Linked DNA regions of Homo sapiens: region 1 is linked to region 2. Evidence: read pairs that join two places in POLR2A ChIA-PET (ENCODE). Cell type or tissue: Panc1. All regions are shown on one strand. Each heading gives the region's core, and the rest is flanking DNA. Links, peaks and the distances in the headings are about the cores only.

What was found. ChIA-PET counts read pairs that join two places held together with the same protein. Peaks named below come from ENCODE experiments on the same cell type or tissue, not always from the same donor. Only the 100,000 strongest peaks of a DNase experiment are listed, where the experiment ranks them.
Region 1: POLR2A ChIA-PET joins it to region 2 with 5 read pairs; 3 of 35 experiments call an interaction of 5 or more read pairs at or near these places.

What each region holds. Positions count from the first base shown.
Region 1 is chr1:222,913,683-222,918,084 of GRCh38, reverse strand. All of the region lies in intron 1 of DISP1 (dispatched RND transporter family member 1), which reads right to left. Among named protein-coding and RNA genes, the nearest start is that of DISP1, 100 kb to the right of the region's middle. In Panc1, for the core only: no CTCF peak of the experiment used is centred there; a DNase peak (open chromatin) is centred at 2,678.
Region 2 is chr1:222,854,192-222,858,593 of GRCh38, reverse strand. The region is part of intron 1 of DISP1 (dispatched RND transporter family member 1); the gene reads right to left. Among named protein-coding and RNA genes, the nearest start is that of DISP1, 41 kb to the right of the region's middle. In Panc1, for the core only: no CTCF peak of the experiment used is centred there; no DNase peak of the experiment used is centred there.

The DNA.
Region 1 (4,402 bases), core at 302-4,301, 59 kb before region 2:
TGACATTTTGAATGGCATTGATTAGCACAATGATTTATTTCACTTATTGCAATGAGGGCAAAGTCCTGGCATTTTTTCTGTTGAGAGGGGAACCGTGTTATAAGATCCCTTCTGCCCAGAGGTCTGACAGCATTCTTTTTTGAAATGTCCAATTTTTCTACACTTATGACATTTTCCCACTTTAGTCCCCTTGGATCAACTACCAAATAGGCCATTGCTTGAACCAACATTGTAGAGCAATGAAGCTCAGTTCCCATATCTTGACAAGCTCTGAGAAAACCTCCCAAGTTTTTTGTACATCTCACAGGTGCCAGTGCACATTTACAGTCCACGTTTGCAATCTCAAAAGCCAAAGTTAAAGTTAGCCTTCCTGTAGCCATAAAAGAAGACCGTACAAGGCAATTTTCATCCTCCCTCTTCTGTTCACCACCCTTGATAGGTGCTGTGGGTGGTGCAAAAAATTCTCTCGAATTTTGAAATAATGACAAAAGGACAATATGAACCAAATTCCAAACAGAAAAGAGAAAAGAAATAGCCAAATTCTTCCCCATGTTACCCTGATTCAAAAACTTCCCATTCTCTTTACCTCTTTAGGGCACTGACCTTATATTGCTGCTGGCAGACTTGTAAAGGGGTTTCTTGTTCGTCTGGTCAGTCTCACTTTCTCTGTTCCAGCATACCTTCCTCATTCAAGTCCCTATAGGACCCTATCTGTCCCTGTCTGTCCCTCCCTGTCCCTGCAAGTCTCTGCTAGTCTCTATCTGTCCCTGTTCGCCCCTGTTTGGGTGCCACTTGCCGCAGTTTGCCACAGTTACTACGGTTACCACAGGACTGAATGAAGGGGGGACAAATGCAGAAATGAAAACTTAAAAGAAACTGTTTTAAAGAAGAAGTCCGGGGAAGAAGAAGAGAGCTCCTTGCTTCTAGTGAGCAAAGGCAGCAGCCCTCAGCTTCTACAGCCCTTCATATTTACTGGGTAGAAGGAGCAGAGAGAAGCAGATAACGATTGGTCAGCTGCTTGATTGATCACAGGTTCACATTATTGCTAACAGGCTTCAAATGTGCCTAATCACAAGAAACACTGCGCTTGGGGCGTGAATTCCCTCAGCATTCCTTCTGGGCGGCAGATGCAGTTTGTCAGTTTGCCAACATTCTGCATTTATGAGAACAGTTTGCTGTTTACTCTTATAACCTCCAATGGTATACTGAGTTGATCACAACCCTCACTCTTTCAGCCTGAAACAATAAAATTCTGCAAGATGGTTGTGAAAAGATAAGAAATAAGGTAATGACAAATGGGCAGGAGTAAGGATATTTATTTATATCAGAATTTAAGAGTATAAGAAATATGCTAGAATATTTTACTTAGGTCTCTTAAAAAACTCTTGAAAATATACCAACACAGACGTGTTGTTAGGCTCAAAACTTAGGCCTGGCTGAAAGAATATATTTATAAATGACATACATTAGAAACTACAATTAAGTCATAGAAGGCAAAAGGGTATCCTAACATATTTAAGGACAGCATGTCACTAAGCTCAGCAAATGCCATTTCAAAAACACTGAAACAAAACTCATTACAATTGATTGGCATGCTCCACAGTCAGGCTCTTCAAGACCAAGGTATCTTTCGCATATTTATTGCAAACTCCAATGCTGAAAGCCTAGGCAAGTCCTAGCTGACCATTACCATCCCAAATGGTAGACTTTACTGGGCTGTTAGCCAGAATGAACCTCCTGGGTGTGGATCAGCAAATGCTCCAGTTCGTATTGTGAAGTGTAAACACAAGAAGAGAGCTGTCCCAATGCTCATATCAAGCGACCATATATTTGCCATAAAGTATGCTACTATGTTGGGGCACACCCAAAAGACTCAGAATGCTGTAACTGGGGCTAGATAAAACCTGTAGCAGTCATCAGAGGCACCTTTAACCTTAAATATTTTAGAGAAGAAAAATCCACAGGTTAACCTGTTCCAGGTACTCAAGCCAGGATCATTACACTTTTGACAAAAATGAAGAGGGTAAATATTTAAAGTGAATTCTCATATTTCTATTTCTATACAACAACTCACTACCTAATCTTATAATGAAAATTGCCATGACAAATAGGTTATAAGTATTGGTTCAGGCACTGAATTTGCAAAGAAACAGCAAAGGAGATGGGCATTCTAATACTTTGGTTACAAAGCAACAATAACAACAAAAAGTAAGCGTACACAATTATTGATAGCAGGAAAGTATTTTATTTACTAAGCAGGTCATGGTATCAGAGTTCTGAGTTATGTTAGCAACAAGATAACCTGTGCCTTAAAAAGAAACAGAAGAGACATTTATCACCATGCTGTTAGTAATATTCAGTATTAGACCTTGGCAAAGATCTGTCACCGACCATGCCTAATACTAACAAGAGAATGAAAGATGAAAGAAAAGGTTGAGGAGCTGGAAAAATGAAAACTAGTAAGTTATTTGTTGCATTCCTAAATTAAGGCATCTGCCCTGGTTAATCACCCAACACTATTTGCTTTCCTGATATCTAGGTCAATGACCAAGAATTCTAATGACCTAAGTATGGACTCTACTTAATATCTTCAAGTCACATTGTCTTACTCATACAGTCTACACAGCCCTCAATCACACTGAAGGAATGTTATACACTCCTCCTTCCCATCCCTATGGGATATTAGGCAATGCAGCATTCATTCCTTCCTTTGCCAAGTGTAATGCCTTGGTAATACACATCTACACCCTGCTGGCTTTGCAGGGAGTTAGTCAAATCCAGCATCAAGCGTCAAGCTCAGATCCCCTATATAGGAACAAATGGAATTGTCATAAATCTCTAAAATAATCCCTAATCTTGCATAAAGCTAAAATGTACCATTTATTTAGATCAAAGAAGCATAACTTTTGGAAACAATTGCTTTTCCCAATCTCTGACTGTATTTGCAATGATGGTTCCTGTTGATACTGATACACTGACAACAGCGACTCAGACAGTGTCCAGGACAACCACAGCTGAACTCAGATTTTAGAAAGCCAGGAGCATATGAAAAATGCTCAGTCATTGTTATTATGATCTTTTTTTCCCTTTCCTTCCTTCCTTTTTAATGAATGAATGAATGACAGAGTCTTGCTCTGACAACCAAGCTGGACTGCAGTGGTACAATCATGGCTCACTGCAGCCTCAAACTCCTGGGCTCAACCAATCCTCCTGCCTCAGCTTCCTGAATACCTGGTACTACAGGGGCAGGCTACCGTCCCCGGCTAATTATTTTAATTTTAATTTTTAGTAGAGATGAGGTCATGCTGTGTTGCCCAGGCTGGTCTCGAACTTCTTGGGCTCAAGAGATCCTCCTGCCTTGGCCTCTCAGATTGCTGGGATTATAGGTGTGAGCCACCACACCTGGCCTATGATCTTAACTTATTTACACCTTTTGACATTGCCAAAAACTAAGTTTTACAAGATCTCTCACCATATCTCTGGGGATGGGAGGAGGAAGGGAAGGATAATGGTCTCATATTCATAATAGTATTTGCAGTGCCTATTCTCACAGTGATAAATGACTATAACCTTTTCAAGAGGATGAGTGAAAGAAAGAGGGAGGCAAGAAGAATGAAAAAGGAGGTAAGGTCCTGGTAACACATCATCTTGTTTCTAAAGACAAAGCCCCTTGAACTGTTCCAAAGAAAACTTATAATCCAAATTAATAACAATGTACAGACATCACCAGGTCACACAAAAAAATTTTTTCTGAACCCAACTTCAAAGCATAAAATGAATATCCCTTTGGTGTAATATATTTTGGAAGGCAATTAAATTTGTATATAGTAATACACATTTATTTCTGGATTTAAGTACTATATTTGAAAAGTCCAACTGAGTATTTGCATAAGTCTCCCTAAAGGAGTTTTTATTTTGACAAAGTTTCTTTTAAAAACTTAAATCCTGGTCCCTTTGATCCAGACTAACTTCAAATAGAGAGGCAAGGAATTTCAAACAACCCAAAGATTTTAATGATTTCCTTCAGATCACCTAGCATTAGAGAAAACCTATGTAAGCTTGGGTTAAAAAAAAAAAAAAAACAACCAAAAAAACACATATAACAGTATGAGTTATATAAGCAGATCCTACCCATTTTTTTTTTTATTTAGAATGTATTTGAAAAAGATGAGCTATTCCCACACTTAAGTACAAATTTGGAATTAAAACAAGTTACCCCCACTTGGATTTAGAGTGTATCAAACAAGGAGTTTGAATCTCAAATTTTATAAAAGCTATTGCAAAGATAAATACTATTTAGAGGTTCCTATTTTATTCACTCCTTTTTTTTTTCTTTTTTTTGTAGAGATGTAGTCTTGCTATGTTACTGAGGCTTATCTCAAACTCCTAGTCTCAAGAGATC
Region 2 (4,402 bases), core at 76-4,075:
GACCTTTATCAGATGGATAGAGTGCAAAAATTTTTTCCCATTCTACAGGTTGCCTGTTCACTCTGATGATACTTTCTTTTGCTGTGCAAAAGCTCTTTAGTTTAACTAGATCCCATTTGTCAATTTTTGCTTTTGTTGCAATTACTTTTGGTGATTTCATCATGGGATCTTTGCCTGTGCCTATGTCCTGAATGGTATTGCCTAGATTTTCTTCTATGGTTGTTATGGCTTTTGGTTTTATATTTAAGTCTTTGATACATCTTGAGTTAATTTTTTGTATAAGGTATAAGGAAGGGGTCCACTTTCAATTTTCTGCATATGAAACACAACTAGACTTTCTTTTAGGGCTAGTATAGATACTATAGATAATAGTAATTCCAGCACCATTTATTAAATAGGGAATCCTTTCCCCATTGCTTGTTTTTATCAGGTCTGTGGAAGATCAGATGGTTGTAGATGTGTAGTCTTATTTCTGAGTTCTGTATTCTGTTCCACTGGTCTATGTGTCTGTTTTTGTACTGGTGCCATGCTGTTTTGGTTACTATAGCCTTATAGTATAGTTTGAAGTCTGAAGTCTGGTAACAGATGCTTCCAGCTTTGTCCTTTTTGCTTAGGTCTGTCTTGGCTACATGACCTCTTTTTTGGTTCCATACAAATTTTTAAATAGTTTCTTCTAATTCTGTGAAGAATATCAATGGTTGTTTAATGGGAATAGCATTGAATCTATAAATTACTTTAGGCAGTATGGCCATTTTCACGATATTGATTCTTCCTATCCATATGCATGGAATGTTCTTCCATTTGTTTGTGTCCTCTGATTTCCTTGAGCAGTGGTTTGTAGTTCTCCTTGAAGAGGTCCTTTACTTCCCTTGTTAGCTGTATTCCTAGGTATTTTATTCTCTTTGTAGCAATTGTGAATGGGAGTTCATTCATGATTTGGCTCTCTGCTTGTCTGTTGTTGGTGTGTAGAAATGCTTGTGATTTTTGCACACTGATTTTTGTATCTTAAGACTTTGCTGAAGTTGCTTATCAGCTTAAGAAGCTTTTGGGCTGAGACAATGGGGTTTTCTAGATATAGGATCATGTCATCTGCAAACAGAGATAGTTGGATTTCCTCTCTTCCTATTTGACTATGCTTTCTTTCTTTCTCTTGCTTGATTGTCCTGGCCAGAACTTCCAATACTATGTTGAATAGGAGTGGTGAGAGATAGCATCCTTGTCTTGTGCCAGATTTCAAGGGGAATGCTTCCAACTTTTGTCCAATTCCAAAGTCTACAATCTTTATTCTTCATTCTATATCACAGTTTTTTTCTTTTTCTTTTTTTTAGATATGTAGTCTCACTATGTTGCCCAGGCTGCAATGCAGTAGCTATTTACAGATGTAATCATGGTATACTACAGCCTCAAACTCTAGGCTTAAGGGATCCTCCCACCTCAGCCTCCTGACTAGCTGAAATTCACAGTTTTTAAGTGTCAATTAAGACATTTTAAAATGCAAAATGAATCCATTCTGGTCGGATTTGAAGAGAATAATTGGTGATAATATTTTGAATGTTTCTGAAAGTTCTATTACTAATAATAATTATAAGAGGATGGGCACAGTGGCTCACACCTGTAATCCCAGCTCTTTGGGAGGCCGAGGCAGGCAGATCACATGAGGTCAGGAGTTCAGGACTAGCCTGGCCAACATGGTGAAACCCCATCTCTACTTAAAATACAAAAAGTAGCCAGGCATGGTGGCATGCACCTGTAATCCCTGCTACTCGGGAGGCTGAGGCAGGAGGACTGCTTGAAACAGAAGGCAGAGGTTGCAGTGAGCCAAGATTGAGCCACTGCACTCCAGCCTGAGTGACAGAGTGAGACTCCATCTCAAAAAAAAAAAAAAAACGAATTATAATAAACATAAAAACATATTGTCCAGTTAACTCAATATTCTTGCCCAAATGGCACATGCCATCAATGGATATCGTATGGTAGGCAGCAGATGCTTTCCATGACACCAACTTCCAAAAATTAGGTTCAAATCCCTAATACATTCTTGTTTTTCCTTAATACCCTACTATGTGCCTGTCTCCCACTGTTTTTTGTTTATCATCAAACTGCTATCTATACTAGCCCTAAAAGAAAGTCTAGTTGTGTCAGTGTGGAAAAGGCCAACTATCTCCAGTTGCTGGAATCTCAGGCACATTATCACTGACTTCTTGTGGGAAAAGACAAACACTGCCTTCAAGTTCGGAAAAGGAAAATTAAAAACAGTAAGCACTCATACCTGGATTAGTAATGAATGACAGCAACACAGCCTGGAACTATTAGTTTCATCTGGGCTACAGGAATTTTTGGCTGCAGCTGTGCTATTTGCTGAGAATTTTGAAAATTAAACACTGATCCACTAAAAGTAGAATGTGCCTATGTAATTCACAGTAACATGTAGTCCCTTGCAGCTAAAGGTTTATATATCTAATAAAGGACTACATGTCAAAATAAAGTTCTCAATTTTTCCATTTGAACTCGATAAAAAATAAATGATAGTGATGGAGCTCAAAATATTCACACCCTGGAGCTGCCAAGCCAAATAATTTAATATCTTTTTAAACAGAAGAATCTTTTCCCCCAGGACATATTTTTCAAAATATTAAATGTTCTGTTAGTTTAGCTCTCCTCTTGCAAGCAGCTGCATTTTTTTTTTTTTTTGAAACTGGAGAATGATGGTCTTGTCTCTCTTATAATTGGAGAAAAATTCCAGTCGCATTAGATAGGAAGCATTCAAATCACACACCTCTATAGCTTATAAATTATAGTACTCTTAAAATTATATGAAATTTGAATTAGTCAAAATATCTTCAAAATTTTGGGAGAAAAAATGTTTTAAAATAAAGAGAAGGGAACCACTTCACACTGCAAAATTAAGCTAGTCAATTCCCAAATTTCATTTCATTAGGTACGTAAGGCATTTAGCAACCAAATAAGATTAACTGTGAAAATCAGAACACGCTGGTATAATGAAGAATTGGTCCTTGACTTAAGAAGTATGGTGGCATAGCTGTATCTGCTAGTATATAATAACGATTTCCATGTGCTAACCCTGCAAAGGTTAAGGCTCATTATTGGCTAAAATACACTGCTTTCTAACTAGTTCAGTTTGTTGATTACTTCCATATATATTCTTCCTAATGAAGATAATACAAATTTCCATTTAGGTAAAAGATTTAGGAAGATAATTTTCAGGGCTTTCAAAAATTGTTTAAATCTTTCTTTTCTAACAGATCTTAACTAGTTCCCAACGCCTGGAACTCAAGTGTTATTTGTCCCTGCTTTCCTTTCTACAAAAAGGTTTGTGTGAGAGGGGCAGAGGGAATGGCAGAAGAAAAGAATAAGAGAGCACAGGTGAAAGGTCTTGATGTGGCTCCTCATCATACATGATGGAACCCTCAAGAGTTGGTACACAAACAGTAACTCAGGAAGATTCTATGACAAAGAAGCAAAAGCTAATTTATTATATTCAAAGTTCTTTGTTTTCCTTTGTGTCTAGTAGAAGTTCCTTAGTTAAAGGATGTGGGGATAAGACCCCTGCCCTTCTTGGCAACCCTATTCCCACTAGTAGTACTGAGGTTCCTCTGAGGAGCCCCAGAGCTCTCTGGACAAGTTTGAAAATGATTCAGAATGAGCTATCCCACTTTTCCAGGCCACACAAATAACTGTTAGGTCTCTAAAGAAGCCATCCTCCTATTCCCCAAAATCTTGTTCATCCCAAGCAGTTAGGTATACCCATTTATCTCCTTAACATTTGGGTTTCAAAGCACCGTATTCTGGGTAGGCGTAATATTTGCCATTTATGATTAAAAAAAAAAAAGCAAAACACTGAAAATTTAGGCTCAACTATAGGATTCCCAATTAACAAACTGAAAGGAGAACACTGCAACTCACCAGTTCACCATCTTTAACATAAAAGGATCAGTGTCCAAACGGTATTCCTTAGTGCCCAGAATTCAGAACTATCTCCAAAACAGTGACTCAAGCATCCTAATGATATGGTTTGGCTATGTGTCCCCACCCAAATCTCACCTTGAATTGTAATAATCTCCATGTTTCAAGGGTGGGACCAGGTGGAAGTAATTGGATCATGGGGGCAGTTTCCCCCATGATGTTCTCGTGATAAAGAGTGAGTCTCACAAGATCTGATGGTTTTATAAGCATGTGGCATTTCCCCTGCTTGCACTCATTCCCTCCTGCCACCCTTTGAAGAGATGCCTTCCGCCATGATTGTAAGTTTCCTGAGGCTTCCCCAGCCATGCAGAACTGTGAGGTCAATTAAACCTCTTTTCTCTATAAATTACCCAGTCTTGGGCAGTTCTTGACAGCAGCATGAGAACGGACTAAGACGCCTAGCTTCTATGATTCAGTC